Linked DNA regions of Homo sapiens: region 2 is linked to region 1. Evidence: chromatin loops called from intact Hi-C (ENCODE). Cell type or tissue: heart right ventricle. All regions are shown on one strand. Links, peaks and the distances in the headings refer to the core of each region. The heading gives the core; the rest is flanking DNA. Region 1 overlaps ANKRD16 (ankyrin repeat domain 16). Region 2 holds the start of LOC107984199 (a long non-coding RNA gene).

The links. A loop is a pair of places that touch in the nucleus more often than their neighbours do. Peaks named below come from ENCODE experiments on the same cell type or tissue, not always from the same donor. Only the 100,000 strongest peaks of a DNase experiment are listed, where the experiment ranks them.
Region 2: it touches region 1 in a loop (4-fold over the local background); 36 of 110 quality-filtered maps call a loop at or near these places.

The regions. Positions count from the first base shown.
Region 1 is chr10:5,867,011-5,883,285 of GRCh38, reverse strand. It overlaps ANKRD16 (ankyrin repeat domain 16), which reads left to right. Exons shown (of 8, transcript NM_019046.3): 5 at 119-280; 6 at 2,910-2,988; 7 at 4,999-5,189. The coding sequence ends at 5,156. Among named protein-coding and RNA genes, the nearest start is that of ANKRD16, 15 kb to the left of the region's middle. In heart right ventricle, for the core only: a CTCF peak has its summit at 9,644 (motif pointing right); a DNase peak (open chromatin) is centred at 9,645.
Region 2 is chr10:5,622,725-5,638,999 of GRCh38, reverse strand. LOC107984199 (a long non-coding RNA gene) reads left to right here and starts at 5,975. Exons shown (of 2, transcript XR_001747344.2): 1 at 5,975-6,773; 2 at 14,175-14,603. It overlaps ASB13 (ankyrin repeat and SOCS box containing 13), which reads left to right. Exons shown (of 6, transcript NM_024701.4): 6 at 1-133. It also overlaps the pseudogene RN7SL445P. In heart right ventricle, for the core only: CTCF peaks have their summits at 8,971 (motif pointing left) and 10,283; DNase peaks (open chromatin) are centred at 6,818 and 8,979; H3K4me3 peaks cover 1,059 bases; H3K27ac peaks cover 3,120 bases.

The sequences.
Region 1 (16,275 bases), core at 5,462-13,461:
TGCCCAGAGAGTTGTGCGTAAACAGCTCAGTTTTGCTGAAGTGCCAGCAGATGCCCAGATCTAAGTTGCCCTGTTTCTTATCTTTGACCTTTGCTCCTTTCTCTCCTCTGCCCACTAGGCTTGCCTTTCAGCAGAAGACAGCCTGGGTGCCCAGGCTCTGCACAGGGCAGCTGTCACAGGGCAGGACGAAGCCATCCGATTCTTGGTCTCTGAACTTGGCGTCGATGTAGATGTGAGAGCCACATCAACCCACCTCACAGCACTTCATTATGCAGCTAAGGTTTGTTACTTCTTATAACGTTGTCCGAGCTTCCCTGAGGCTTGCCTTACTTCTTTGATCAGTAGCTCTGCAGCCTGGTTTCTTTGACCCCATCTCTATGGAAGAAATTGCCCATGATATTCTTCTGAAATGGTCAGGATTCTGAAGCGCTTTATCTCTTTAAATAGAAACCTGACTTGAATTTGTTGCTAGACAAAACTTTAAAAAAAAGCCTTTTACTCCATAAAGTGCCTCCCCCTCACACACAGGTTTTTGTTTTCAGGAATAACGTTATTTGAAGCTATAAATACCCATTGTATGAAATTCCTGGCTCTCTGTTCTTATACTGGATTTCAGAAGTTAAGAACTCTTCAGCCAGGGCAAGAGAATTGCATTTACTAGGCTCTCTGGGGTATATTGAAGATAAGCAAACATTTTCACTGGAAAAGTAGCTGTTTTAAATGCTAGGAGCGTTTTGCATATTATCCTTAACATTATCTATTGGCTTTATGCTTTTACTTATTTTTTGTTTTTTTTTTTTGGTTTGTTTGTTTGTTTTTGTTTTTGTTTTGAGATAAAGTCTTGCTTTTTTGCCCAGGCTGGATTACAGGTGCCTGCCACCATGCCTGGCTAATTTTTGTATTCTTGGTAGAGACGGGGTTTCACCACGTTGGCCAGGTTGGTCTCGAACTTTTGACCTTGTGATCCACCCACCTCGGCCTCCCAAAGTGCTGGGATTACAGGCGTGAGCCACCATGCCCGGCCTACTTGTTTTTCTGATCAATTACATTTTCCTGCCTGATGTCCTGCTTTCGAGCAGCTGGGTAGATACACATGATGTGCTCTGTGGCCGCAGGGTGCTCCCATAGGAAGAGTGAACCTGGAACCTTAACTGTAGTCTCATCACATAGTAGCAGACTAACTGGCTAGACAAAGAGTGTATAAATTATTTTATAGGCCAGGCGCAGTGGCTCACTCCTGTAATCCCAGCACTTTGGGAGGCCAAGGCGGGCGGATCACGGGGTCAAGAGATCGAGACCGGCCAGGCGCAGTGGCTCAAGCCTGTAATCCCAGCACTTTGGGAGGCTGAGGCAGGTGGATCGTGAGGTCAGGAGATCGAGACCATCCTGGCTAACACGGTGAAACCCCGTCTCTACTAAAAATACAAAAAATTAGCCGGGCATGGTGGCAGGTGCCTGTAGTCCCAGCTACTAGGGAGACTGAGGCAGGAGAATGGTGTGAACCTGGGAGGAGGAGCTTGCAGTGAGCCGAGATCGCACCACCGCACTCCAGCCTGGACGACAGAGTGAGACTGTGTCAAAAAAAAAAAAAAAAAATCAAGACCATCCTGGCCAACATGGTGAAACCCTGTCTCTACTAAAAAATACAAAAAAATTAGCTGGGGGTGGTGACACATGCCACTAGTCCCAGCTACTCAGGAGGCTGAGGCAGAAGGATCGCTTGAACCCGGGAGGTGGAGGTTGCAGTGAGCCAAGATCATGCCACTGCACCCCAGCCAAGCAACAGAGTGAGACTACATCTCAAATATATATATATATATATATATATATATATATATATATATATAAATAATATTTTTATTTTATAAAATATTTATTATAATAATTCCTACTAGCTGTAATAGGAATTCCCATTTATGAGCGGTTATGATCTTTTCTAGTTTATCTCTCCCCTAAAGATTTCAACAAAGAGTATATTTGCTTGGGAAATTTTAGAGTTTTGGGTTCTGTATAAATCACAAGATTTGTACTGCTCACAATGATGGAAACTAACTGCATTGGGTCAGTAATTTGGCTCACAGAGTTGATCATCTATATTCTAATAATTAAATGTCACCAAAATATTTATTTAATGATTTATATTAGAATTGAGAATGATACAATATCTTACTTTAGATATGAAAATTTGGCTGGGCGCAGTGGCTCACACCTGTAATCCCAACACTTTGGGAGGCTGAGACAGGAGGATCCCTTGAGCCCAGAAGTTTGTGATCAGTCTGGACAACATAGTGAGACCTTGTCTCTACAAAAAAAAAAAAAAGAATAAATTAGGGAAAAAAAGATGAAAATTCACTTTTAGCAGTCGACTGTTTTAGAAAAGGTGCCTAATATATGTTAGAGTCTGTGTTTAAAGTGTGAAAGGAAAATAAAAACGTAAGACCCCCAACTCACTCTGCCAAAAGAAAAAAAATTAAGCTGAAAGCTGAGTCATGCAGAAAGCTGCCTTTCCTTTTGTTCCTAAGCAGATAGCTACAGATAAAGGGTTAAATATTTCCACAGGTAGCTACTTTATATTCACCTTATCTTATGTAAAGTGCCAATTTACTGAGTGGAAAGAGATATTTAATGTATCATTGCCTAATCCCCCCCCTGCTCCTTTTATCCTGCAATGTGGATTCAGTAATGTGACCATACCCTCCTCCTCTTCACTCCAGCCCTCTTTTCCCCTTTAAATATTGAAGCCCTCAAAATCATCTTTGGAGAGAGACACAGACCTGTCTCTCAGGTATGTCCTTAACCTTGGCAAAATAAACTTCTAAATTGATTGAGACCTGTCTCAGATACTTTTTGGTTTGCAAAAGGTTTTCTTTTATCCTCATCACAGTGATAACAAATTTGTTTCAATTCAGGAAGGACATACAAGTACAATTCAGACTCTCTTATCCTTGGGAGCTGACATCAATTCTAAAGATGAAAAAAATCGATCAGGTACCGTTTAATTTTATATATGCCTTGGAAATTAGTAAACTGAGTATAACCAATACACTTTTATATTTAAAACAATGATTTTAATATTCTTCCTTTTTTTTTTTTTTTTTTTTTTTTTTTTTAGTGGTGGTGGTGTTGAGACAAGAGTTTCCCTCTGTTGCCCAGGCTGGAGTGCAGTGGCACGCCATCTCAGCTCTCTGCAACATCCACCTCCTGGCTCAAGTGATTCTCATGTCTCAGCCTCCCAAGTAGCTGGAATTACAGGCATGCACCACCATGCCTGGCTAATTTTTGTATTTTTAGTACAGATGGGGTTTCCCTATGTTGGCCAGGCTGGTCTTGAACTCCTGACCTCAAACAATCTACCTGCCTTGGCCTCCCAAAGTGCTGGGATTACAGGCATGAGCCACTGTGACCAGCCTTAATGTTATTCTTCTAATAGCTCAGCTACTTTTCCTTAAAATATCTTTTTCTCTGCAAAGCCTTCATATAATTGTTATTATAACAGTGATGATGACTGCCACTCATTACAACTGCTGTTGTTAATCTTTGTTGTTATTTTAAACCATAACAATATATGCATCATAAAAGCAGTTTCTTTCTAATCCATGATGACACCTGCTAGCCAGGTATCGTATCAATTCTTCACAGGTCATCCATTTTGGAGTATATTTAGAAACTATATTCATTATGATTTTTTTTATTTAGAATATTCAGAAACATCTGCTGAGAGCAAATTCTTTAGACTTGGACTTTAAAATAAACCCTCTAACATTCTGTGAGCCAAAGGCCATCTTGCAAGGGTTTAGTGGAATTTTTTTTTTTTTTTGGAGACAAAGTCTCGCTCTGTCACCCAGTCTGGAGGGCAGTGGCACGATCTTGGCTCACTGCAACCTCCACCTCCTGGGTTCAAGCGATTCTTCTGCCTCCCAAGTAGCTGGGACTACGGGTGCCCACCACCATGCCCAGCTAATTTTTGTATTTTTAGTAGAGACAGGGTTTCACCATGTTGGCCAGACTGGTCTCAAACTCCTGACCTCAAGTGATCTGCCCACCTCGCCCTCCCAAAGTGCAGGGATTACAGGCATGAGCCACCGCGCCTGGCCTAGTGGGATCTTTCTGATGCTTCAAAGACTCGCAGGTACCTAACTACTCACTCTAGGGCTGGAAAGGGCAGCTGCTCTGCCCAGGAAGGGACACAGCTTCTCTGCTGGAGGGAAAGCAGCAGAATCACCAGTGCCCCTGAACTCAGCACACCAGGAACCTCAGTGCTGATTTCTGCACCCAGAGTGGGAAGCTTGTTCAAAAGTGTTTTTTTGGCTACGTGATTATTTGTGGTGATATTTTTACTTACAAAGCAAATTCAATAAGCCTTTTAGAAAGTTTTTTGTACCATTTAAAGTGTGTTTCCAGAGCATTCAGGCGTATGAAGAGGATGTATCCTATATCTTGTTAACTTGCTCTGTTGCTTCTTGCTTTAGATAAGTTTCTTTTTCTTTTTTTTTTTTTTTTGAGGCAGAGTCTTGCTCTGTCACCCAGGCTGGCGTGCAGTGCTCACTGCAACCGCCACCTCCTGGGTTCAAGCGATTTTCCTGCCTCAGCCTCCCGAGTAGCTGGGATTACAGGCATGCACCACCACGCCCGGCTAATTTTTTAATTTTTATTAGAGATGGGGTTTCACCATGTTGGTCAGGCTAGTCTCACACTCTTGACCTCATGATCTGCCTACCTCAGCCTCCCAGAGTGCTGGGATTACAGGCATGAGCCACCACGCCCAGCCTAGATAAATTTCTTAAATCCTCTCTAACTGGTTTTGTTATCTTTAAAACTATTTTCAACCCAATCAGGTTAGAAACAAAAATATTTTGATCTAGTATAGGTGAAGTTGTGAAGATGGATTACGGAAGATATTGAAAGAATTGATATTTTTATTGGGCACTATCAACTCATGAGGTCAGTATTGCTCCAGGGATTGTGTTTTAAGTCCATGTGATTTTTGTCACCCCTCAGCCCTGCATCTGGCCTGTGCAGGTCAGCACTTGGCCTGTGCCAAGTTTCTCCTGCAGTCGGGACTGAAGGATTCTGAAGACATCACGGGCACCCTGGCTCAGCAGCTCCCAAGGAGAGCAGATGTCCTTCAGGGCTCTGGCCATAGCGCAATGACATAAGGATGTTTCCAAGAGGAGGCAATAAAGTGCATGGTAATTCATATCCTGCTTCTTAAGTCAGTCACAGATTCAGCGAAACCAGTTGGAAGCCAGTTTTCCATCTCCTCCACTTCCTCCCTTCCCTCATCCTGCATGTTCCACTCCTGCTGAGGAGTTCCCAGTGATCAGGGGGCTGAGTTCCCAGCTCCATGACAGGCACATTATGGAGTCCCAAGCACAGTCATAATCTTCCCGTAGTCCATATTTCACTCTTTGTACTCTTAAAGTAGAATAGATAACGTTTGCGCGATCAGGCTGTGGGATCCTTAGAGAAGCATGTACCATGCATGAATATAATATAGCATACACACTTTCACAAACATATGAAATATCTTATAGTAACTGCTGCATGGTAAGGCTGTGATAATAATAACAAAAATATCACATACGTTGCTATTAGCTTGAGCTATAAAATGCAGTTGGCCCATTTAATTTCTTCCTTCATAAGCTTTTACTTGGCCATTACAATGGTTCACTTTTGGTTTCGTAGCCAAGAAGGACATACTTATAATCTGTTTACACAGGCATTTACAAGAAATTAATAAAAACTTTTATATATTCTAAGCACTGCTAGTTAAGCTATCAAGTTTTAATCTTGAGGGTTTTTGTTTGTTTTAATAGATAAATTCAGTATTGACCCCCTTCAAGTAATAAATACATGTAAAAAATGTAACTAAGGACCGGGCATGGTGGCCCGTGCCTGTAATCCCAGCACTTTGGGAGGCTGAGGCAGACAGATCACTTGAGGCCGGGAGTTCAAGACCAGCCTGGCCAACATGATAAAACCTCATCTCTACTAAAAATACAAAAATTAGCCAGCTGTGCTGGTGCATGCCTGTAGTCCCAGCTACCAGTGAGGCTGAGGCCCGAGAATTGCCTGAACCCAGGAGGCAGAGGTTGCAGTGAGCTGAGATAGCGCCACTGCACTCCAGCCTGGGCGACAGAGCATGACTCCGTCTCAAAAAAAAAAAGAAAAAAAGAAAATGTAACTAAGATATTTACAAAACTTCTGTTAACCTGAGTTTAAGAATGGGGTTTTGTCTTTAAAACCCATTTTTCTGGCCTGTCCCATCCACCCACGGAAGCCTGTGACTTAAGGAATGAAACACTTGACATTTAGCTTTAAAAAATATTATAGCCTCTTAAACGGAGTAAAGATAGGATGAGTCCTCAGGCATTTAGATTCTTTTTCTACTTTTTTTTCCTTTTCTTTCTTTTCCTTTTTTGATCCTTCTCTCTGAATTGCAAAGAATAATTATTAGTCTAGATCAGGCTTTTTAATCATTGTATGCATCAGTCACAAGCAACATTGAATCCTCTTATTCAGTGTGATCCAGTAAGTGCTTATTACACACCCACCTTACTCTCAGCGTTGGGCTCGGTTTGGCACAGAGCAAGAATTTCCCGTTCGTCTTAATTATTCCCAGATGGCATCAGCGGATTCCTGTTTCTAACCACCAAATCAGTGTTCTGGTAGAAACACTCCTGTCTTGTGACCTCTAAATTACACACTCTCCATCTGCACTGATTTGAGATGTAGTTACCACTTTTCTGTTCCTCCAGAGATGCCTGCGTCAATGCCCTCTAGGTCTGAAGATGGTCCTGTTGTGCGGCTATTTCACGTGTACAGGTGGGACTGAAAGATCAGTCTGGGACTGCCCTCTTTCCCCTCAGCACACACATGAGCAGCTTTGTGTTTGCAGCAGCTGCGTGCACGATCAGCTTCCACTTGGCTTTGCTTCTGCCCTTACAAACCAGCTGATGATGATGACACAGCATGTTACACTGTTGTCCCCGGTTTTCCTAGATTCCACGCACCTTTGTAATAGAAACCGTGGTTACTGGATGCCACTGCTGAAACTACTAAACACCCAGAGATGGCAGTGATTATAAGAACATTAATCGTGGGCTGGGCGCGGTGGCTCATGCCTGTAATCCCAACACTTTGGGAGGCTGAGGTGGGTGGATCACCTGAGGTCAGGAGTTCAAGACCTGCCTGGCCAACATGGTGAAACCCAGTTTCTTCTAAAAATACAACAATTAGCCCGGCGTGGTGGCATGCGCCTGTAATCCCAGCTACTTGGGAGGCTGAGGCAGGAGAATCGCTTTAACTCCGGAGGCGGAGGTTGCAGTGAGCCGAGATCGTGCCACTGTACTCCAGCCTGGGTGACAGAGCAAGACTCCATCTCAAAACAAAACAAAACAAAAAAATTAGCCTGGCATGGTGGCAGGCGCCTGTAATCCCAGTTACTTGAGAGGCTAAGGCAGGAGAATCGCTTGAATCTGGGAGGCAGAGGTTGCAGTGAGCCGAGATTGCACTACTGCACTCCAGCCTGGGTGACAGAATGAGACTCTGTCTCAAAAAAAAAAAAAAAAAGAACATTAATTGCAGCAAAGAGAGTAGCAATAATAGAATAATAACCAGATGTTTCCATAACAATAATATATGAAGAATGCTCTGGCAATGATAACTAATATTTTTCTATTACTCCCTAATTATAGTTACTTTACTCACCTCCTTTGGGTCTTTACCTACAAGCCACCTTCTCAGCGAGGCCTGCCCAGGCCACCCTATCTAAAATTGTGTCCTTTTCTTCAACATTTGATATCTTCTTTCCCCAGTTTATTTTTTCTTCTTAGCATTTGCTATTAGCAAATGTACCATATAATTTATTTATTTTGTTGATTGTTTTTCTCCCCGACTGGTATGCAGGCTCCTTGGACTGATTTTTGTCATTTAAATTTAAAATTATTATATAGTTAATGAATGGGCGATAAAAGCCCTTTATGTGCATTGAGCACTTAGTAAATGCGAGATAGTGTGCTAAGCCCTTACCTAGATTGTCTCATTTTGTCCTCTGACTCTTGCACCCTGCAGCCCCTTCTCATTATTATTCCCTCTGGAGCATCTTTTCCCATACACACTTTCATGAAGAGTCTCTACTTGATACCCTCAGCTCATAGGCACCTCCCACCCCCCGCAGTCTGGCGTCGTTGTTGCTGCTCTGTGCAGACTCTTCCTTTCAGATACCAGTGACGTCCTGCTTGCCATTTCAAGTGATGTACTTTTAGCCCTTAGATTACTGACCCTTTCAGTTCACTTACTGATCACTACCCCTTCTGGACTGTTGCCACATGCAATAATGCACTCCTGGGTTTTTCTTTCTGCCTTTTCCTTCTCTGCCTCTGCACTCCTCTGTCAGGCTGGCCCTCCGTGCTCATGCGTACCAGCTTCTGTCTCCAGCATCTCCGTCATTCTGGATTTTCTCCTGAAGCGTTGTCGTCCATGCCTCGGGTTTCAGCTACACCCTAATGTCAGTAACACTCAGATCTCTCTCTAGCCCTTACTTTCCACTGCCTGCTTACGTTTCTGCATGGATGTTCTGAGGCCATCTCACATTCAGTTTATTCAAAACCCAGCCTTCCCCACAACCCACTGACATACAGGCCTGCATTCCTGCCTTGGTTGGTGGCATCACAGCTCACCCAACCTGTGTTGGAAAGCTGGGGGTCAGTCATGACTCCTCCCTCTTAAGGAGTCCCTGCAGAGGACAGCTGCTGGGCGGCTCTCTAATCTGCCTGTTCCACACCATCCCTACTGCGACTCCTGCCCAAGCTCTCTCACTCTCCTCCTAGAGAGTGGCAGCCATGTCTTAAATACACCTCTCCAAGTCCTCAAATCCACCCTCCACATGGCTGCCAGGGCGTTCTCACTAATGTGACCAAGGGCATTGATTGCCAATTGTGGCTTAACCTGCCTCCCAGAGCACGTACTACACTTGCCAGGATTTCTGATTGCCTTAACTAACACCCACTTCCACCAGGGCTGTCAGCTTGTCCTAAAAGCACACCCGCTCCCATGGTGAGTGTGTGTTACTAAGCTCAATCAAAGCAGAAGTCTCGCCCAGGCACGATGGCTTACACCTGTAGTCCCAGTATTATGGGAGGCTGAGGCAGGCAGATCACAAGGTCAGGAGATCGAGACCATCCTGGCCAACATGGTGAAATCCCGTCTTTACTAAAAATACAAAAATTAGCCAGGCGTGGTGGCACCCGCCTGTAATCCCAGCTACTTGGGAGGCTGAGGCAGGAGAATCACTGGAACCCGGGAGTTGGAGGTTGCAGTGAACCAAGATCACCACTGCACTCCAGCCTGGCAACAGAGCGAGACGCCGTCTCAAAAAAAAAAAGCAGAAGTCGCTGAAAAGAGATGCAAAGAGGTAAAAATTGTAATGACCTGAAAATAGCGAGGACCTAACATATATTACCAAAAAAACTTACACGAGAAAATACACAAGACAAGAGGGAAAGGATCACAAAATGGAAACGAGATGGCAAAAGTCAGGCTAAAGAAGCTGGAGGGAACTATAGGGAGGGTGCTCAGACAGTGAGAAGAGGGAGGAGCAAGCACTGAATTTAATTTAACCCAGGACGTTGCTAGAATCCACCAGCAGGTGGCAGACCAGAAAAATGTCCCTTTTAATCTCCCAGACTTTTGTTTGTAAGGCCTATTGTAAAATACAGAAGATAGTAAAGGAGAAAACAAAAATAATCTATAGTTCCACCACCCAGATGGAACCACTCTTATTTTCCCTTAGTCTTTAAAAATGCATATAGGGCTGAGCACGGTGGCCCCTACCTATAATCCCAGCACTTTGGGAGGCCGAGGCGGGCAGATCACTTGAGGTCAGGAGTTCAAGACTAGCCTGGCTAATATGGTGAAACCCCATCTCTGCTAAACATACAAAAATTGTCCAGGCGTGCTGGGGACGGTGGCTCATGCCTGTTATCCCAGCACTTTGGGAGGCCGAGGCGGGCGGATCATGATGTCTGGAGATCGAGACCATCCTGGCTAACACAGTGAAACCCTGTCTGTACTAAAAATACAAAAAAGTTAGCTGGGCATGGTGGCATGCGACTGTAGTTCCAGCTGCTTGGGAGGCTGAGGCAGGAGAATTGCTTAAACCCGGGAGGCGGAGGTTGCAGTGAGCTGAGATCATGTCACTGCACTCCAGCCTGGGCGACAGAGCAAGACTCTGTCTCAGAAAAAAAAAAAAAAAAAGATTAGCCAGGTGTGGTGGGGCACACCTGTAGTCCCAGCTGCTTGGAAGGCTGAGGCATAGAATCGCTTGAACCCAGGAGGCAGAGGCTGCAGTGAGCCGAGATCACACCACTGCACTCCAGCCTGGGTGACAGAGTGAGACTCCCTCTCAAGAAATAAAAAATAAAATGCAGGGCCGGGCGCGGTGGCTCACGCCTGTAATGCCAGCACTTTGGGAGGCCAAGGGGGGCAGATCACGAGGTCAGGAAATTAAGACCATCTTGGCTAACACGGTGAAATCCCGTCTCTACTAAAAATACAAAAAATTAGCCGGGTGTGGTGGCGGGCGCCTGTAGTCCTAGCTACTCGAGAGGCTGAGGCAGGAGTATGGCGTGAATCCAGGAGGTGGAGCTTGCAGTGAGCTGAGATCGCGCCACTGCACTCCAGCCTGGGCAACAGAGTGAGATTCCATCTCAAAAAAAATACCTACATAAAAAATAAATAAAATGCATACGGTTGAGCTGATGCTGCACGTGCAGTTTTTCCCTTAACTTTGTTTATTTATTTATTTTGGAGACAGTCTTGCTGTGTCACCCAGGCCGGGGTATAGTGGCGTAATCTCGGCTCACTGCAGCCTGCACCTCCTGGGTTCAAGCAATTCTCATACCTCAGCCTCCTGAGTAGCTGGGATTACAGGCGCCCTCCACCATGCCTGGCTAATTTTTGTATTTTTAGTAGAGACAGGGTTTCACCATGTTGGCCAGGCTGGTCTCAAACTCCTGACCTCGAGTGATGCGCCCGCCTCAGCCTCCCAAAGTGCTAGGTTTACAGGTGTGAGCCACCACACTTGGCCCTCTAACTTTATTTTACAAGCAAATCCTAATGCTCTTTAAAACTTTGTGAATGTCGTGTTTCATGGCCGTCTTATGCTCCATCGTATTACTGTCCATATTGAGTCTTGTGTGTTGCCTCTTTCATTGGTTTCCGTTTTTTTAAGATGTAGACAGAGTAATCTCTGTCAAATTCAACTGGAGGCAAGGGCGGCAGGTTGGGGACAGAAACGGCTGTTGGATTTGATCACTGGAGGTTGGGCCATGCGAGTGGGTGGGAGATATGGGCTGCACAGGGGCCTGAGCAACTCTCTGCACCCTTGGCTGCATTGTGTGGTGAAGGAAAGGAAAGAAGAAAGCAGTTTGACAGGACAGTAGTTTTCTCCGAGAGGGTGAGTGAGGGGATGAGCATGTGGCATGTTTACAGACTGGGAAAGGAGCCCACAGAGGGAGGAAGCCAGCGGTGAGGGAGTGAGGGCTCTGTGGGATAAGGCTCTTCGGAAGGTGTGGGAAGTAGGCTTAGAAGCCCTTGGGGAGCTCAGCTCCAGATGCAGAAGGAGAGTTTCCTTCTCAGAGGCATGAAGGAAAGAAGAAGGGCAAGAAGGAAGAAAAGTTCAGGGCAGAGCCCACGTGGGCGCCTCATTCAATGCCAGTATCTAGGAGGGTGGGGGATTTGTGGAGCACATTTATTACGTTTCCTACAAGAATGGATAATAATGTGGACTTACATTTGGCAGTTTTTACACTTTTTTAAATTACACTCTTTCAGTTGGAAAGAGTGATGTGGTGTGATATTTATTTATTTATTTATTTATTTATTTATTTATTTATTTGAGTTGGAGTCTAGCTCTGTCGCCCAGGCTAGAGTGCAATGGCTCAATCTCGGCTCACAGCAACCTCTGCCTCCCGGGTTCAAGCGATTCTCCTGCCTCAGCCTCCTGAGTAGCTGGGATTACAGGCGTGCGCCTCCACACCTGGCTAATTTTTCTATTTTTAGTAGAGACAGGGTTTCTCCATGTTGGTCAGGCTGGTCTCGAACTCCCAACCTCAGGTGATCCGCCCACCTTGGCCTCCCAAAGTGCTGGGATTACAGGCGTGAACCACCAAGCCTGGCTGCGTGACATGATTTTTACTGAGAAGGAAACAAGATGGGAGTGAGGGCTGGCCTCTGCCAATCGTGGTGACGACAGGGACTTGATTGGCCTGTGTGATTAACCCACCCTGCAGCATTTGCAGAACCTGCCTCCTCCTACCATGCTGAAAATGTGATTGACTTGATACTGAGGACAGGCCTGGGCGCTCCTGGGAAAGCACGGGGAGTGGATGCATTTATCGGCCCATGCTCTGTGCAGCTTCTGGCCTGAGCACAGCAACAGGAGGGTTCTGCAGGCATTTCAACCAACATGACACCTCTCCTGGCTTCACCACAGGTGAACCAGGTCTCTTGTTACTCTTCCTACTCTGGAAGGCCCAAAGCATCCTGAAGGGGAGTGACACCCTGGGGGTAATTGAAACAACATTTTAAAAATAGCAATGGCCAGGCACGTGGCTCACGCCTGTAATCCCAACACTTTGGGAGGCCAAGGCGGGCAGATGGCTTGAGACCAGCCTGGACAACATGGTGAGACCCTGCCTCTACAAAAAATACAAAAAATTAGCTGGGCGTGGTGTGCCTGTAGTCCCAGCTACCAAGGAAGCTGAGGTGGGAGAATTCCTTGAGCCCAGGAGGTCAAGGCTGCAGTGAGCTATGATTGCACTTTTGTATTCCAGCCTGGGTGACAGAGCAAAACCCTGTTTCAAAAAAAAAAAAAAAAAGCAGTAGGGAGGGAATGAGGACTGGCTGGTGCCCGGGCAGAGTCGCAGGGAAGAGAGGCCAAGAGCCAACGCTGACCTCACTGTGCGGGTGCACTGGGGGCCCCTGCGAAGCTGACCTCACTGCGCAGGTGCACTGGGGGCCTCCGTGAAGGGGTCGGTGAGGAGCTGGACAAAGATCAGAGCAGGTTTGAGAGAGAATGGGAAGGCAGAACCTGGAGCTTGCAAATGAAGCAGTGGAGAGGGATGTGGATCGATGTTTTGGTTTTTTTAATGGAGCAGATTACAGTTTACAGATTGCTGAGAGAATGGTCCAACAGAAAGTGAGGAGGAGGAATGAGTCTAATGTCTGTACGAAGCAACTAGAGTCTTGTTAAAATGCAGATTCCTTCAAACCTAGGGATCCTGAAAAAAAGAAAAATGCAGATTCTCAGAGGGAGAGAGTCCAGGGGTGCGGGGGCCAGTCAAAAAAACTACCTACTGGATACCATGCTAAGTGATGCGATCCTTACTGCAGACCTCAGCATCACGCGATATACCCAGGTAACAAACCTGCACATGTACCCCCTGTATTTAAAATAAAAGTTGAAATTAGAAACTATTAAAGATGCAGATTCCCACCCACCCACCCCTCCCCCCAGCAACCCCCAGCTGCTTCCAGCTAGTTCCCAGGGGCGGCCATAGCTGCTGCATTGAGTAGCTTCTTGTGCATGAGGAGAAATACTCGCGTTCACCCTGCCGGTTCCTCCCCAGCCTCAAGAGGGAAAGCTGAGCAGAAGGGTGCTGAGCAGGAGCTGGGGCCCTTGGTGCTGGGAAACACCAAGCTGTCTTCTAGGTGCTTCGACTTCTCAGTGAAATAGGAAAGCAGGTGATCAGCTGAGAGTGAGGATGTGGTATGGGAGGTCTGACGAGTTAGGGAAGGGTGAAATAGTCCATTAGGGGAGCAAAGGCCTGGGCAGTGCTTCTCAGGCCCCCACCTTGCTGGACACAGGTGGCTGGGCAGCCCCAGAGAGCTGGGCCTGTAGGTCCAGGGTGGACTCTAGGAATTTGCATTTCCTTTGTTCTTTTCCTTTTTGTAATGGTTTTACTGAGGTATAATTGGTACACAAAGCTGCACATCCTTGATATATACAGTTTGATTAATTCAGACATATTTGTGCTCCCAGGAAACTATCACCACGGCCAAGGCAATAAACACATCCCTCGCCTCCAAAAGCAGGGTATCTAATCTTTTGTCTCCCTTGGGCCACATTGGAAGAAGAATGATTGTCTTGGGCCACACATAAACTACACTATCACTAAAGATAGCTGATGAGCTTTAAAAAAAAAAATCGCAAAACATCTCAATGTTTTAAGAAAATTTACAAATTTGTGTTGGGCCACATTCAAAGCCACCTGGGCCACAGGTTGGACAAACTTGTCCAAAAGTTTCTTCCCGCACCTTTGCTTTCTTTGTCTTTTTGTGGTATTGTGTCCAGAATTTATTCCTTCTGGTGGGTTCTTGGTCTTGCTGACTTCAAGAATGAAGCCACAGACCTTGCGGTGAGTGTTATGATCTTAAAGATGGTACATTCAGAGTTGTTTGTTCCTCCTGGTGGGTTCGTGGTCTTGCTGACTTAAGGAATGAAGCCGCAGACCCTCGCAGTGAATGTTACAGCTCTTAAGGGTGGCGTGGGCCCAAAGAGTGAGTAGCAGCAAGATTTGTTATGAAGAGCAAAAGAACAAAGCTTCCACAGCGTGGAAGGGGACCCGAGTGGGTTGCCGCTGCTGGCTGGGGGTGGCCAGCTTTTATTCCCTTACTTGTCCCCACCCACATCCTGCTGATTGGTCCATTTTACAGAGTGCTGATTGGTGTGTTTACAATCCTTTAGCTAGACACAGAGCGCTGATTGGTGCATTTTTATAGAGTGCTGATTGGTGCATTTACAGTCCTTTAGCTAGACAGAAAAGTTCTCCAAGTCCCCACTTGATCCAGGAAATCCAGCTGGCTTCACCTCTCAACCCACCCTCTAAACGGAACACCCCAACTGCTACTGGGAATTGGGTGATGACCATTCTAGCTACTTCCTGCTGGATAGGGGCAAAGAAGGGTCCCTGCAGTTGTAGTGTCCTCTAGAGGGGAACTCTTTAGGCCAGTCAAAGGGCCAGCAGTTTGGTCCAGGGGTCCTCAGTAGAAGTTAGTTGAGCTCATTTGGGGTTCCATTTGTAAGACCATCTGTAGCTTGATGGCCTCGATCCTAGAGGAAACAAATTTGACAAAGAGGTTAAAAATACAGGGCCCAAAGGTGAGTAATAGCAAGATGGATGTCACGGGACCTAGAAAGGGGAGAAGTCATGTCACCCAACTCCAGAGGTTGGTATAAGAGTTTGAAAGGCGTTGTCTGATTTCAGAAGCCTTTTCCTGTAAACGCCAGGCGGCATCTCGTACTATCCCTGCCTGGTTAGTGTAAAAGCAACACTCTTCCCCTAAGAAGGTGCAAAGTCCTCCTTTCTCAGCAGTGAGGAGGTCCAAGCCTCGGCAGTTTTGGAGAGTCGCTGCTGCCAAAGAGTCTATTTGGGATCGTAGTTACTATCCTTACTGGATAGATTTTGTTATTTCTTGCAAGCTGTCTGAGAAATCCTTTGAGAGTGTGTGGTAGTAGGATAATGAAGTAGATAAACTGGCTATTCCGGTTCCTGTAGCAGTGGCCATTCCTAACCCTATAAGTAGGGGTATTAGTGGATGGCTCTGCACTGATGGACTTGAGCTTTGAGGGGCGCTGATAGGGTCTGATTTCCATAAGATTAGAGGTTAGGATAATACATGTTACACTGTTAAATTTTAGCAAACTTTACTTTTGTTGAAAACCTTATAAGTTTGGGATTTTAATTTTTCTTTGCTATTAATAAAACCTCGTTCAGTCCATATTATCTTAGAAATGGTATAGATGGCTTCTTCCTGATTCTGTAAGTACTTTAAAGTTTGGCTGAGTGCCAATAGCTCGCAGGTTTGAGCAGACCAATTATTAGGCAATTTTCCTAACTCTGTTTCTTCAAGAGTTTCCTTATCACTTACTGAATACCCATTGTGTCTTTTTTCCTTAATCTCCGGGGAGGAACCATCTATGGTCCTGTCCTGAAGGAGTTCCTCCTAGGTCTGGTTGGACCTTTGTATGGTAATTAGTTAAGAGTTAGATCCCCTGTTAGGAAACCTGCTGGGTTAAGGATTTTTGATAGGAAGGCTATGGGTTGTCAGTGGCCTCAGTACTTTCAGGCTACGCCCTTGCTTACACTGATAACAAGGTGGTATTGGAGTGTTATAGGGTAACAGAGAAGACCTTCAATTATCAATTATAGGTTTTAAATTTACCCTGGCTTTTAAAGGAATAGGGTACACTGTTTTTTCTTTACTATTTCC
Region 2 (16,275 bases), core at 5,159-13,158, 240 kb after region 1:
GTTCTGCCCTTTCATCTTTGTAAGAGATTCTTGCCTCTAGCAATGACAACCTGTGATGTCTCACAGTAGAGCACTTAGCGCAGAATCAGGTCCCCACGGCTGTTGCTCAATAAAAGTGGCGGAATAAAGTGCATCCCTGTGTTCACACGACTCTTTTCTTATGGGGCAGAAACACCAAGATGGGCGCATCCTGTGTGGATGGAGAGGGGTGGCTCTCGTCTTGCTGTGTCCCAGGTCGTTTGGCAGCGCTGTGCTTGCCAGGGAGCCACACTTTCCCATCTCTTCCCCAGGTCTCCTGATGCCAACTTCAGCACCCCCCTTATGTGGACTTTTCTTGGGGGAGACAGACGCTGTCCACGGGACCAGGTGACTGGGATTTTGGGTCCTCCCCTGCCCTTATGCAGGGCTGTGACTGCACACAGGTTTATCTGCTTCTCTACTCTGAGTTGTTCCGGAAAGCTGCAAAACCGAGATAATGGATCAGACTTGGAGCATTGAAGGGGTCTTGATGACCAACCACTGAGCCAAGCCCGTCACCTCAGGTGGACGAGATTGGGTCCCCAGCGTCAGGTTTTGTGTTTTTTTTTTTTTTTTTTGAGGTGGAGTCTCGCTCTGTCGCCCAGGCTGTAGTGCAGTGGCACGATCTCGGCTCACTGCAAGCTCCGTCTCCTGGGTTCACGCCATTCTCCTGCCTCAGCCTCCTGAGTAGCTAGGACTACAGGCACCCGCCACCACACCCGGCTAATTTTTTTTTTTGGTATTTTTAGTACAGACGAGGCTTCACCATGTTAGCAAGGATGGTCTCGATCTCCTGACCTCGTGATCCTCCTGCCTCGGCCTCCCAAAGTGCTGGGTTTACAGGTGTGAGCCACTGCGCCCGGCCGCCTCAGGTTTTTATGAGGCTGAAATTAAATGATTGAAAGATGCCTTGGCTGGGTGGGGTGGCTTATGTCTATAATCCTAGCACTTTGGGGAGCCAAGGTGGGCAGATCACTTGGGCCAGGAGTTTGAGACTAGCCTGGCCAAGATGTTGAAACCCTGTCTCTACTGAAAATACAAAAATAAGCCAGCTGTGGTGGTGTATGGTTGTAATCCCAGCTAGTCAGCAGGCCGAAGCAGGAGAATCGCTTGAACTTGGAAACGGAGGTTGCAGTGAGCCAAGATCGTGCCACTGCACTCCAGCCTGGGAGACAGAGTGAGACTCTGTCCCCACAAAAAAGAAAAAAAAAAGATGCCTTGAAAAGCCTAAAGTGGTCCCCAAATATGAAAGTTACATTGACTGTTGTGTGGTTTTGTTGATGTTTGTAGATCTTGCAGCTGTGTGAACTATTCCCGCCTTAAGATCATACCATCTATTTCAGGAGTCCTGCAGTCATAAGACTTCTCAGTTTACATTTTCAAATGCAGTGTGCAGTGGACAGATTTGGAGCAGATGTTTGCAACATATATAACAAGTAATTGGCAAGCAAAATATATAAAGATCTTATGATAGATCATTAAAATGGGCCAGGTGCTGTGGCTTATGCCTGTCATCCCAGCACTTTGGGAGGCTGAGGCTGGAGGATTGAGCTTAGGAGTTTGAGACAAGCTTGGGCAGCCTAAAGAGACCCCATTTCTACAAAAAAGAAAAGATAAACAACCCAATAGAAAAAAACTGGGCAAAGAATAAGAACAGGGCTTTATAAAAGAGGGATCTTGAAATGTCCACTCCCAGGAAAGGATGCTGAGAAGTGATCAGGGAAATTCAAATTAATATTTAATTCAACAAAGTGATTACCATTGAATGTCGCCATTGAGACAGTCATTGAAAGGTCTGAGTTTCACAGTGTGGATGGGTGGGCCATGTGGGCAAATGGAAATGCACAGGCTGCTAGTGGGGAATACATTGATGATAGGTCTGTTTTGGAGAGCTATTGGCTGATATTAATGCAATGAAAAATGTGCATACCCCTTGTCCCCAGTAATTCTACTTTATATAAATAATACCCTAAAGAAACTCTCAGGCAATATCACAAGGAGACATGTATGAGGTTGTTTACTGCAGCGATACCTGTAATAGTGAAAACCCCACCAGTTGGGAGTAAGATGTAGAATATCATATACATCTTACATGTCATACCTACACTCGATAAAAGTTAAGATGGATTAGAACTACACGTTTTAACACGAATAGATCTCAAAAATATAGTGGTCGATCAAACAATTGCCAGACTTTTCTGTGTATGGTATGAGTCAATTTGTATAATTTTTTTAAAAAGCCCATCTAATAATTCATACGTATGCAGTAAATACATAAAATCATGGAAACCACACACTGGCATCATGGGGATACCAGTGGCTTGGGGATAGGAACGCAGGGAACTTCACCTCTGTTGTATTGCATTTCTTAAAAAGTGATGTTGGCCAGGAAGAGTGGCTCACGCCTGTAATCCCAGCACTTTGGGAGGCTGAGGCGGGAGGATTGCTTGAGCTCAGAAGTTCGAGACCAGCCTCGGCAACATAGTGAGACCCTATCTCTAAAAAAAAAAAAAAAAAAAAAAAGATACGAAGCACATGATAGAATGCTACTATTTGCTCATGTTGGGGGGCAAATAGAAACATGGGGTTACTCTCCATGTGTTTTGATGTTTGATTTTTTCATAATAAAAATTGAATGCATAGAGGAACAACGAAGGGCAAAAAAACCAAAAAATTAGAAACTCGGTTGTGCTTACAAACACCTTTCAGATTCCTGTTGGCCACAACGGCATGGTTTTGGTTATAGGAGCTTGTATTCCACAGTGGGTGTTGACACTTTTTTTGGAACTACTCTCAGACAAACTAGGTATGCAAAGCCCTGTGTCCTGAGGTTTGTCTCACAGAGCCGACCCTCATCTCCTCTGTAGGAAAGTGCTGGGTAAAATGCCTCTCACTGATTGGCCTCGCTGCGCTGGTATGGCTCCCTCCCTGGACAATGGTGCGTCTTCTAGGTCTGGCTCTGGGCAAAGTCCCTGGTATCAAACCCTCCCCTTTGGAGAGGTCATAATTGAGGGGCCATTTCACAGTAAGAAAATGCAGCTGCACCCTCTGTCCCCAGCCCGTGGAGGCGGGGTGCTGCCCACCTTCTGCAGGTGGGAGGCGTCGTGAGGGAGACAGCAAGAGACCCCAGTGGGATCCCCAGTGGGATCTCTTGCTCAGCTCTGGGCTCCCCGTGGTCTTCCAGGGAGGGAGTGGAATCTCGTCTACTCCTGGACCATAGCAATGCTCCCTGTGGTATCCCATCTGTGCTACCAGGTGAGTCTGCAGAGAGCTCTGAAGTCATTTGGGATGAAAAGAATGCCTTTCCCTGTCCATTTCATGCCCTGGGCCACTTTGTTAAACTGCTTGTGCTTTCTCTCCAGTGGGCAACACCTGTTTCTTCTAGGCAGTTGAGTTCCTTTATTCGGAAAAACGAGCGTAAGACTGGCTCTGAGAACAAAGCTGGACAGCTTGCTCATCTTTCGAGCAGCTGTGCCGTGGAGAGATGAAGGTGGGGCGCACAGGGCCCTGGCAGGGGCTGTGCCCCCTGTAATGGCTGAGAAAATATTTCCAGACCCTGGAGTCTTTGCCTTTTCTCTTTTCTCCACATTAGCACCACATGACAGTGACAGCGAGGCCTCAGTGATTTTGGCTTGAAGGTCTTGTGATCTCCGACAAGTTGAATGAAAAGATGTCTTAAATTGGTCCAATCTAAAGAGTGCCTCCTTTTTCTCCAAACCATGAAAAAAGGCAGAAAAGATGGATGATAGGCCTCTCTGCCTGTCTCTGTCTCTCTCTCTCTCACGCACCTGTGTACACATTTATTCGTTCAAATACAATTTCACTCTAGCATCTGGCCTCCAGGTGTGCGGTTGTTGTGCACACGGACTTCATGGCTGGGGAGAATCTGCCACTGGACGCTGAGCCAGGATGTGCACTTAGCTTCACCATCTGCACTCTGAGTGATCAACAAAGAAAAGTCCCTCCGTTCTTGGTGTGAATCCAAATCCCGAAGCTTGTTCCACTGTGCTGGGGACAGAGGGTAAGACCAGAGGAGAAGCAGGGACATCCTCTTGCTCCTTGGTCCTCTTCCCCATCTTCCCCATCCAAGCCCACCCATCTTCTTCTTTCCTTTTTTTACCAGTTGTTCTATTTTAAGTTCTCTGCTGGGCACTAATGATATGAGAACACATAAAAGCAAATCTTGGCCCCGAGCATCTCAGAGTCTGTTTTTCAGGGAGCAGGTATAGGAACAGATGTTGCACCTCATCATGTGGTGAGCTGGGGGATGCTGTGGTCTGAATGTCTGTCTCTCCCCAGATTCCTGTGTTCAAATCCCCACCCCCACAGTGATGGTATTAGGATGTGGAGCCTCTGGGTGCTGATTAGCTATGAGGGCAGAGCTCTCTTGAAAGGGACCAGTGCCCTTAGAAAAGAGGTGCCAGGCCTGGTGCACTGGCTCACACCTGTAATCCCAGCACTTTGGGAGGCCAGGGTGGGCTGATCACTTGATGTCAGGAGTTTGAGACCAGCCTGACCAATATGGTGAGACTCCGTCTGTAGTAAAAATACACAATTAGCCAAGCATGGTGGCGGGCGCCTGTAATCCCAGCTACTTGGGAGACTGAGGCAGGAAAATCGCTTGAAGCTGGGAGGCAGAGGTTGTAGTAAGCCGAGATCGTGCCACTGCACTCCAGCCTGCACAATAAGAGTGAAACTCTGTGTCAAAAATAAAAATAGGTGCCAGAGAGCTGCCTTGCCCCTTCAGGCAGATGAGGACACAGAAAGAAGTCGCTGTCTATGGAGAAGAGAGCAGTCATCACCAGGCAGGGATCCTGGACTTCTCAGCCTCTAGAACTTTGAGAAATAGATTTCTGTTGTTTAAAAACCACCAGTGTTTAGGTTTTGTTTGCTTTTATTTGAGCCGGGGTCTTGCTCTGTTGCGCAGGCTGGAGTGCAGTGGCATGATCTCAATCTCCTAGGCTGAAGTGATCCTCCCACGTCAGCCTCCTGAGTAGCTGAGGCTACAGACGTGTGCCACCACATCTGTCTAATTTTTTAACTTTTGTAGAGACAAGTTCTCATTATGTTGCCCAGGCTGGTCTTAGGCTCAAGGATTCCTCCCTCCTCAGCCTCCTGAAGTGTTGAGATTACAGGCATGAGCCACTGTGCCCAGCCATATAGAATTTGTTTTAGCAGCCTCAGCAGACCAGGACAAGGCATGAGCAAACTTGACTCTTAACTCTGCCAAGGACACTGGAGAAGACAGAAGAGGGATGACTGCTGACCTTCTAAAGTCTTGGATTAATAAAGTCAATTACATAGCATAAAGAACAACTTCATTTTGATTCCCATGGTGCTCTGTGGTTTACAAAGCTTTATAACGACTTTGATTAATGGCAGCACTCTTCTGGGATGAGGATGAAGAAACAGAAGATTTGTTGAAGTGACTTTTCTTTTCCTTCATACTTTTTCTACCAGGCACGAAGAAGAGAGTGAGACTTAATTCCATGGAATTTTACATGTATAACAGGGCTTACTGTAATCCTTCTTATGCTTATGATTTTCAAAGACCTGGGAGAGACTTTGATCATAAAAGGCAAGATTTGGCCATCCGGAGAGCGTGGGATTTTGCCTACGAGCCTCTAGGAATCTGTGGGCGGCAGAACAGAAATAGGTCATTTATAAAACTTGACTGAGCCATAGGAAAAAAAATCCATCACAAGCTGACTTCAAAGAGTCTAATTGTTAGATTTTTTTCCTTCTTCTTTGGTGTCAGAGGGGTCCCTTGCTGCTTCTAAAATAGCATGGAGTATAAACTTGTATTCAAGAAATATAGGTAAGATACGATTTAGGTGCAGTTTTGGTTAAATACAGCATTGATGAGAGCAGTATTACTCAAGAGGCTGGGTGCTACTGAGTTCCCACATCCAGCCCCCAACCTGTGCTTGTCCCACCACATGTGGCTCCCACATCCAGCAGGCTGAATCTAAAACTGGCCTGGTCTATAAGGCCGTTCCTCAGATGATCTGACAGCCCATGGATTAATTCTGTGTCACTTTCAAACAGGGCAATAGAGTTGTCAAGACTTGATAAAGCCCAATAATATTTCTAATAACAAGTAAACTGAAAGCCCAGCTGGGCACTGATTCTTATTTTGTGTTGGGCTCCCAGGCCAGCCTACAACGATGTGTTCCTTTGCATTCAACAAACATTCACAGCCAGGCTTCCTAAGCTGGAGTCCCTGGATGTGTGCTTTGCAGATCTTGGCTGTAAAGTATCTCACTGGTCTTTCTCTCTGGCACCTCTTGTTATGCCTCCAGCTGCAGCCAAGCATCTGGGCCTTGGTCACCGAGTGCTGTGATTGCAGGCACTCTGTGCTGACAAGTGACTTGGTTGCCTCAGACCAGGTGTGACTCATTATTTTCCTCCTGACATTCCAAGCACTGAAGTAAATGATTGATGGAGGGAAAGATCCAAAGTGTCAGAGAAGTCTCTCTCTTGGCCGTGAATAACAGGCTACCTTGAATTGGTGTTTCCTTTGCGTATTTTGTTTCTAAGCAAATCGAGTCCCAGGTAGAGTTTTGCCCTTGAGCAGCTTCATGAGGTCAAGGAGGGGCGCTCACTCCACTCTGCACGGAAACACTGAGTGGAATGAAAATACAACCGGAGAGAATGTCCTCCCCACCAGAAGGTCGCCTCGAGACAGGCCTCCACGCATCGTTGCTGACCTCACACAGTGATACCTCTGCATGCCGGGGAGCAATTCCATCCAAGTAAGTGGTGGGTGGGGACAGTTTCTCTCCCTCTGGGGACATGCCAGACTGAGTCCTTGGCAGTACTCTGTTTTCCCGGGAGGCCCTTTTGCCCAAACTGGGACATCTGGTTCCATTAGGAAATCAGAATGTTCCTCTGGGCTTGTGGCGTGCTCCCAGGTGGACACTCCTCTGGGAACGCAGCTGCCTAGGGCAGGATCATTTCACAGGACCTCAGGAAATTACAGGAGGAGCTTGGACCCAAATCCTCCCCAGTGCAGTCAGGAAACACGGCTGAGAGAGTGTTCCCTGCAAGGCCAGAAATGATGGCTTTAATATTACCTCTCTTTCTCTCTCATCTATCATCATCTATTCCTTCTCTCTATCATCTATTATCCCTCTATCTACCTATCCATCCATCAGTCATCTATCTATTCATTTATCTATCCATCCATTGATTATCTATTATCTATCATCTTTCAATTTTTTTTTAGAGACAGGGCCTCACTATCTTGCCCAGGCTGGAGTGCAGTGGCTATTCACGGGAGTGATCCCGCTACTGATCATTATGGGTGTTTAGACTTGCTCCATTTCCAATCTGGGCTGGTTCACCCCTCCCTAGGCAACCTGGCAGTCCCTTGATCCTGCGAGGTCACCATATGGATGCCAAACTTAGTGTGGACCCCTGATCTGTGTAGTGTACCACAGCTTGGAACTTCTGGACTCAAGCAATCCTCCTGCCTCAGCCTCCTGAGTAGCTGGTATTACAGGTGTCAGCCACTGGCTATCTATCTGTCCATCAATCATCTATTTATCTGTTTATTATCTATTGATCTATCATTGATCATCTGTTTATATATCTATCATCAATCAATCAATATATCTGTCTCTTGAGCTATCATCCATCTATTGATCTATCATTGATCTATTATTTAATGGGCACGTGTTGAATGTCTAATACATGGCTCTGAACTGAGTCTCGGGAAGGGAAATGCAAAGATCTTGGCTTCCCTTTAAGACCCTCCCATTTAGGAGAGGATAAAAGATGCATCAGCTTTATCAACATCGTCTCAACAGAAGCCAGAATGGAGTGAATGCCACACAAGAGGAAAACAGTGCTTGAGAATTCGTTGTTTTTAAAAAATGCATCATGGAGAAAGGGAATCTGAGCTCTGTATCTCCAGTCAAGGAATGATATGAACCGAAACACACATGTTCTGGAAAATTGATCAGATTGTGGCGTGTGGTGTAAACAGGCAGCTGGCAGAGCTGGAGGCCAGATATGGAGTTGGGAGAGGCGGTGAGAGAGGAATGTGAAAGCCAGGCCGTGCCTGCCAGTGCAGAGATGGACTGGACCGGACTGGGTGCCCAGGTGGATGAAGCCTGGGTGGGCGTTCAATAGCTGGGACACAATCTTTTCTCTTCAAATAGAACACCTATCAAGGGAGATCTCAGCATCAGGTGCCCCAGCCTGAGCAGTGCTTGCTGAAGGTGTGTGGAGCAGCAATGGTTGGTTGTCTCAGCGGACACAGGGGCTGTCATGTCTTTATCCTCCAGGCCTTGGAATGATGCTATTTGCTATGTGACATTTGAATCTCTGGAGCACTGACCTCGAGCCACCATGTGGTCTATTTAAATTGTGTGTTACTTGGCTATGGCTGCCATAACAAAAGACCACAGATTGGGGGCCTTAAACAATAGAAATACATTTTCCCCAAGTTCTAGAGGCTGGAAATCCAAGATCAAACTGTCAGCAGGTTTGGTTTCCCCTGAGGCCTCTCTCCTTGATGTACAAACCACCTTCTTTCTCATGGTGTCTTCACGCGGTCTCTCCTCCGCGTGTGCGCATCCTGGGTGTCTCTTCCTCTTCTTATAAGGAACCAGACCTATTTGGTTTAGGGCCTCAGTCTTATGACCTCATGTAACCTTAATTACACCCTCGAAGGCCCCAACTCCAAATACAGTCACATTGAGGGGTAGGGCGTCCACATATGAATTTGGGTGAGGGACACAAGTTAGTCCATACCATACGGCTACTTGGTATATTTCTTTTATCCTATAAGCTTCTAAAGACCAGGGGCCATGTTGTATTCACTTTCCACAGTGTCTGACACAGAGATAATCCCCATATACTGGTTGAATTAATTGGCTGCAGGATGAAGCCAGAGATACAGGGCTGCTGCCTCCAGCTGCCCAGGCTGTGCACTGCAGAGCTCCACCTAGAGGACGCCGTGAATATTGCTGCTTGGGGTTGTGTAGGGCTATGTTCTGCTGGTTGGCGATGATTTGGAATGTGTCTTTTTTCTTAATTTTCTAAACGTTGCCATGTTCTGCTTCCACAGCTGTGTAAACTCTGAGTGCCTCGAGTGTAAACAGTATTATATCTATTAGTCTGTGAGTAACAGAAACGTTATGTTAAACACAAGAAACCTCATGTCAAACACAAGAGGATTTTTTTTTTTTTTTTTTTTTTTTTTTTTTTTTACATAATAAGTCTGGAGATAGGCAGTTACTGCCTGTGGTTTAGAGCAGAGGTTTATAATTTTTTTTTTCTGATAGTCAATATTTTTAGCATTGTGGGCCAAGTGGTCTCGGTTACAACCACTCCCCTTTGTCATAGACAGGGCAAAATTAGCTCCAGACAAATAAATGAGCATGACTGTGTTCCAACAAAACTATTTACTAAAACAAGTAGTGGGCCAGATTTGACTCATGGGCTGTAGTTTGACAGCCCTCATGTATACCACAGCCAAAGCTTTTGCAGTTTTTTTGATCTTTTGACCATGGGACCCTCATGGTCCCAAGATGGCTGCTACAGCTCTGGTCATCATGTCTATCTTCCAGGCAGGAAGAAAATGGAAAGAGCTTGGCAAAAGGAGTGTCTGCCAGCCAAGCAAGCCTTGTGTATTTTTTTTTGATGTGTTTGTTTTACTTTGGGCACAGTGCCATCCCAAGCAATATAAGGTTTCTCTTACTGAGGAAGAACAGAAGAATAGACAGTAAGTAGCACCACTCAGCCCCTAGCACCACCACTTTAAAAAAAAATCCTCCAACTCCTAGAGTAGTACTGTGCTGAGCACACTGCAGGAAATCCATGAATAACGGCTTCTCGTTTCCTCTCATACTTGTTTCTGGTCACCTCTGGTCTCTTCACTTCATTATTAAATCCTTAGAGAGGACTACAACCTTCGCAGTCTAACTTTGTAAAAAGATGACTCAAATTTTCCGATTCTTGGTAAAAAAAAAACCACACACACCTCAACAGCTCCTTTCATGCTATATAGATTTCCAGGCAGGGAACAAAAGACAGAAAGAGACGGGAAGGCAGAAAGGAGACTATTATGCATTGCTGGCTCAGCAGTAATTGTTGGCAGCTTTCGGAGAGTCGGGAGGTGAGGGCTCAGGCGGCTTTGGGGCGTGATTGATGGGTTATGATGGGGACCAGGAGGCATCTGTCCTGTGTGTTTGAGGATTTGGGGAAGCAGATCCTGTGGTGCGTCTCAAGCATGCATTCTGATGCTGCCTCCTCCAGGAGTATTTTAGGAGAAGGCAGGGATTCTCCGCAAAACTCAGGCTCTGCTCTGTTTTCCATGAGTGTTTCCAAATCCCAGAGCTCAGACCCTGATGAAACTCTTTCAGTCTTGTGAGGCGTGGGGTGTGGCAGAAAGTCCCTAAGCTCCCAGACCCAGGGAGAGCAGTGTTCTCCGGGACCTACAGCGTAATAGTTTCTCTTTCTGCTCCCTCTCCTGCCATCCCTCCCCGCTTTCCAGAATGAGTCTATGGTGAGGACTGGATAGGACAGGAAGAAAGATGCCTGGAGTTAGTGTAGAATCAAGGAGATCTGACACAGAAAAGAAGGAGACGACCCTGGACCCGTCCAGCCTCTTCCCTTGATTTGGGAGTGGCCCGGAGGATGATCTGGGTCCCTGGTTTTCGAATCTCTTTGGCAGTTCTCTCTGACACCCGTCCTGGCCACAGCCCCTCCCTTTCCGACCCTTTCCTCACTGCATTCTCTTTCCAACCTTCCGTGTTTTTTTTTTGTTGTTTTTGTTTTTTGATGCATTGCTGGGAATGCCTGCTACAGACTTAATTAGGCCTCCTCCAAATTCATATTTTGAAGCCCTAACTTCCAATGTGATTATATTTGGAGGTAGGGCCTTTAAGGGGGTGAGTAAGGTTAAAGGAAATCATAAAGGTGGGACTGTTCTCTTCAAAAAAACTGGTGTTCTTATAACAAAAGGAAAAAGACACCAGAGATCTCTGTCTCAGACAGAAAAAGCTACGGGAGGACACAGTGAGAAAGTGGCTGTCTGCACGCCAGGACAACAGCCCTCACCAGAACCCAACCACACCAGCACTTTGACCTTGGACTTCCAGCTTCCAGGACCGTGAGAAAATAAATGTCTGCCGTTTAAGCCATCCAGACTGTGGTACTCCGTTATAGTAACCAGTGAGACAGTACCCACCCCACCTGCAGTCCTGGAAGGCACAGGTCAGTGTGTGGGTTCTGGATATTTGTGGCTTTAGCAACTGGAATTTTTATTTATTTATTTGAAATAGGGTCTGACTCTGTCACCCAGGCTGGAGTTCAGTGGCGCAATCACAGTTCATAGCAGCCTTGAACTCCTGGGTCCAAGTGATCCTCCTGCCTCAGCTTCATGAAAAACTGGGACCACAGGTGTGCACCACCATGCCTGGCTATTTTTAAAAATGTTTTGTAGAGATGGGATCTCGCCATGTTTCCCAGGCTGGTCTTGATCTCCTGGGCTCAAGAAATCCTTTCACCTTGGCCTCCTAGATTGCTGCGATTATAGGCGTGAGCCGCTACGTTCGACACAACTGGAATTTTTAGATGCCAATGTAGTCTCAACACTTTCTCCAGACATCCACACTAATGTGGTGAGGTGTATTGCTGGCTTAAAACAACAACAGGCCGGGCGCGGTGGCTCACGCCTGTAATCCCAGCACTTTGGGAGGCCGAGGCAGGCGGATCACGAGGTCAGGAGATCGAGACCATCCTGGCTAACACGGTGAAACCCTGTCTGTACTAAAAATACAAAAAAATTAGCCCAGCGTGGTGGCGGGCGCCTGTAATCCCAGCTACTTGGGAGGCTGAGGCAGGAGAATGGCGTGAGCCCTGGAGGCAGAGCTTGCAGTGAGCCGAGATCATGCCACTGCACTCCAGCCTGGGCGACAGAGCAAGACTCTATCTCAAAAAAAAAAAAAAAAAAACAGCAACAACACACCACAACAACGCCAACGTGTTCCCTGCCTATCCTCCTTCTCACTGTGAAACATATTTCGGACTGTGGAGAAAGCTTTCTAGTTAAGCAGGAAATTCCTTTCCATCTTTCAGGGCCCAGCTCATTTCTGACCCTTGTGAATGTTCCTTAATTTCCTCCCAGACTGAAGAATCCTTCTCTTTCTGGGTTTCCAGGTACCTTGCTTGTAACTCTACCCAAAGCACTTTGCTTTTAATTCTATAACAGTTCCTATCTTTCTTGATTCGAATACTTTATTCACGTGCTTGTAAAGTTTCCCAGACTGCAAGGACCTTGAGGCTAGAGGCCAGGTCCTGTCTGCCCTCACCCCAGCAGCTCCATGCCCAGCACACAGCCTGGCTCAGAGAATGAGCTCCGAACATGTTTGCAGGATGAGGGCCAAGGTGAACAGTGGCCTTCAGGGGCCCTGGCTGCTGGTGCCATGTGGGAGGGACATCTGTTGGTTCCCATCCGTCATTCCGGTTGCACCTGGCTGCTGCGCTCATTCGGCACAGAAGGCTGAACCGGGCACCTCAGTCATTTTTATTTTTTAACCATCATTTCCCAGGGTGACCCTGAGCCGGGCCGCAGCAGTGGAGGGAGCCCTGTTGTGGGAGCAGGTCTGGGATGACTGTGTGCTGAGGGCAGTTGTGAGGTCAGTGGGTAAAGGGAGGAAGTTGCCCTTTGGCAGTGTTTAAAATCTGGAATCTAAGTTTTATTCATGGTGTGGTGTAGATGAGTGAATATGCAACTATCTGAGTGTGTTCCCCACACAAGGGAGTCATCCCTCCCAGCAGATTTCCAGAACCTCTCGGAATAAACCTTCTGGCCCGTGTGTGGATCAACAACAGCTGCTCTCTCACAGCTGCCACAATTGTAGCTGTCCTTTAGGGCTTCTAAACTTCCAACCAGGGTGCCCTGGCAGAAAGCACTTCATGACGAGTCCAGAGTGAGCCCAGCATTGGGAAGGCTGCAGCACCTGTCTCCAAGCCAGAGTGGTGGCAAACCCAGAGACCAAGAGGGGCAGCCTTGCCATCAATGATGTCGCCTTTGGATCCCTGGGCATCTCCAAGGGGCTTCACCTGCTGCCCATGCAGGGCTCCCCACTGGATGCGGCCTGGCTCAGGGTCCACCTGGGAAATGAGAGCAAAAGCACATTATTATGATGGCTCCACTCTTTTCATGGGAAAAAGTATATATTTAGGATTAGCCAGCTGGATGCAGTTTATTTTATTTTTTAATTAATTACTTTTAATTTTTGAGATGGGGTCTCACACGGTTACCCAGGCTGGAGTGCAGTGGTATGATCATGGCTCACTGTAGCCTCAACCTCCTGGGCTCAAGTGATTCTCCCACCTCAGCCTCCTGAGTAGCTGGGACCACAAGCGTGAGCTACCATGCTGCGCTAATTTTTAAAAATTTTTAAAAATTTTGTAGAGATGAGGTCTCACTATGTTGCCCAGGCTGGTCTTGATCTCCTGGGTCCAAGGGACCCTCCCACCTTGGCCTCCCAAAGTGCTGGGCTTACAGGTGTGAGCCACCATGCCCAGCTCTGGACACAGTTTAGATGACCCGGTTTTGTGGGCAGCATCCAAACCATCTTAGCCAGGTGCCAATTGAACCTCGGGCCTGAGCAGGGTATGGGCCTTGGGCATACCGATGTCGGAGGGCTTCTTTCCAGCCTGTTTGCCCAGCGCCTGCCAGCTTTGACATCCATAAGAAGCACGTGTGTGGTTGTCTTCTGTTAGGCTGGTGCAAAAGTAATTGCGGTTTTTGCCATCTAAAGTAATGGCAAAAACCATGATTACTTTTGCACCAATCTAATAACGTCTTTATGGCGGACTCGGGTTGGGGACGCTCCTTCGGGTGCTCTTCCGAGGATAGCTGGGCTGTCTCCGGAGCTGCAGCGTCTTGGGCCGCCGGAGGGTGGCTGACGGCGGATCTACTTTTTGTGGCTGTGGACACCTTTCAGCACCGCCTCCTTGGTCCTCAAAGCCCCTACTGTGGCTTGGGCTTTGGGAGGGGCAGGCGCTTCCTTCATTACCTTGGGCGCCATCTTGAGAAAAGGGTCCTGGCAGTTCCGTTTCCGGTGCCTCCCGCGGGTGGCGAGCCTTCGAGATGGCCGCATCGGGCAAGTGCTGCTGTCTTCTCTGCTTTACAGATGTGGGGAGGTCTGGGAGGTTAAACCGTTTCCTCCAGATCACATTCCCGGGAAGACGAACCCAGCTGTGCCTGACTGCTCCTTTCTTCTCACTGCTTCTGCGGAGGTGGAGACGCCCGCGTAGCCCGTGTTGTCTTCCTCTGCCCACTCCAGGCCAAGCATCCCCCTTCCTGTCACGCGCTCTTTGATGGCTTCACTGTCCTGGACACCCCCTCAGATCTGTGCTGTCTCAGAGAAAGCAAGCGAGAATGGGCCCACGGTGCTCCTCGTCTTTGGAAATGGATTTTACCTTTATAAGTGAGAGCTTTCAGAGGCACAGAGTCCTGGGGCTGCATAGGAACAGGGGGCCTGGTCGGGGCTCTTTTCCTTTCCGGGACCTCTTTCTCTATAAAGAAAATAAAAATGCGATTTGAGGACTGTTGGTACAAATATGAATGTAATCTAGGCTGGATTCATAACTGTATATTATTATTATATTAAAATTTGACTTGAAAAGAAGTGGGGGCTGGGCGTGGTGGCTCACGCCTGTAATCCCAACACTTTGGGAGGCTGAGGTGGGTGGATCACGAGGTCAAGAGATCGAGACCATCCCGGCTAACATGGTGAAACCTCGTCTCTACTAAAAAATACAAAAAAATTAGCTGGGCGTGGTGGCGGGCGCCTGTGGTCCCAGCTACTCGGGAGGCTGAGGCAGGAGAATCGCTTGAACCCAGGAGGCAGAGGTTGCAGTGAGCTGAGATCAAGCCAGTGCACTCCAGCCTGGGCGATAGAGCGAGACTCTGTCTCAGAATAAATAAATACATTAATTAATTAATAAGAGTGGAAGTAAGAACGTTTTCTTGGGTCCCTAAAATATTGTGGGCTCCAGACACTGGAGGATAAGTCACCCCGAGTGTCCTACCCTTTATAATGAGTGGGAATTTAGCCATGGGGCTGGGCCGAAAGGGGCTGCTTTGGGGAAGTGATCCTTCTGGGATCCTGTAACTGCTGAAGATCAGAACAAAAGGGGAGATTGTTGAGGTTAGCTTTTTAACTTTTTTGAGACAGGGTCTCACTCTGTCACCCAGGCTGGAGTGCAGTGGCGTGATCTTGGCTCACTGCAGCCTTGATTTCTCATGCTTAAGCAATTTTCATGCCTCAGCCTCCAGAGGAGCTGGGCTGGGACTACAGGTACACACCACCATGCACGGCTGATTTTTTAATTTTTTGCAGAGACAGGGTCTCCCTATGTTGCCCAGGCTGAGGTGAGCTTTTTAGTGTCACCATTAAGCTGCTTGAAGCTCGGGGTCCTCTGCATGTTCTTAGTTTTCATGAATGAGCTGCAGGTTCACCCCTAAATATTTGCCAGCCACTGCTCAGGCACAGGTTTGTGGTCTGAGTCGTTGGTGCGCAGACGTCCTGAACTCCATTGGCCCTGACCTGCGGGTGACAGGTGCAGCAGGCTCAAAAGCTGCCCAGGTCCATTTGCACCCTCCTGGTGTTTAGCGTTTGGCCACACGGGGGCACGAGCGGGACAGCCTAGATCGGCCTGCGTCCCATCTGGGCCGTGGGAGGAGCCGCGGGAGAAGCCTTGGGCCTCGCCAAGCTGACTGTGGCCTGGGCCCAGGAGGGTGTCATCTAGAAGGCCCCTGCTCCCTGCCACCATCAGTAATCCCCAGCCCTGGAGGCATTGAAGGCAACTCAGTCCCAGGGAGCCACGGGCTGGGTGGAGCTGGGCCACCCTGATTACAGGTCGTTCAGAGCTGGTGGCCTGGGGGTGTCACACCCCGGGCCTCGGACTTCTTACCTGAAACACGCAGGGTGCCTGCGAAAGGTCTCAAAGGTCACTTTATGCTCTCAATTCTTCTAAAATTAAAATTAATTTAAAAAGACTTTTTCAGCTTTATTGAGGTATAATTAACAAATAAAAATTGTATATATTTAAGGTGTACATGATGCTTTGATATATGTATAGACCGAAATGATTATCAGTCAAACTAATGAACAAACCCATCAGCTCACGTAGCGACAGTATTTCTGTGTGTGTGGTGAGAACACTTAAGATAAAATCTTTTAGCAAATTCCCAGGATACAGTATTATTAACTGTACTCATGATGCCAT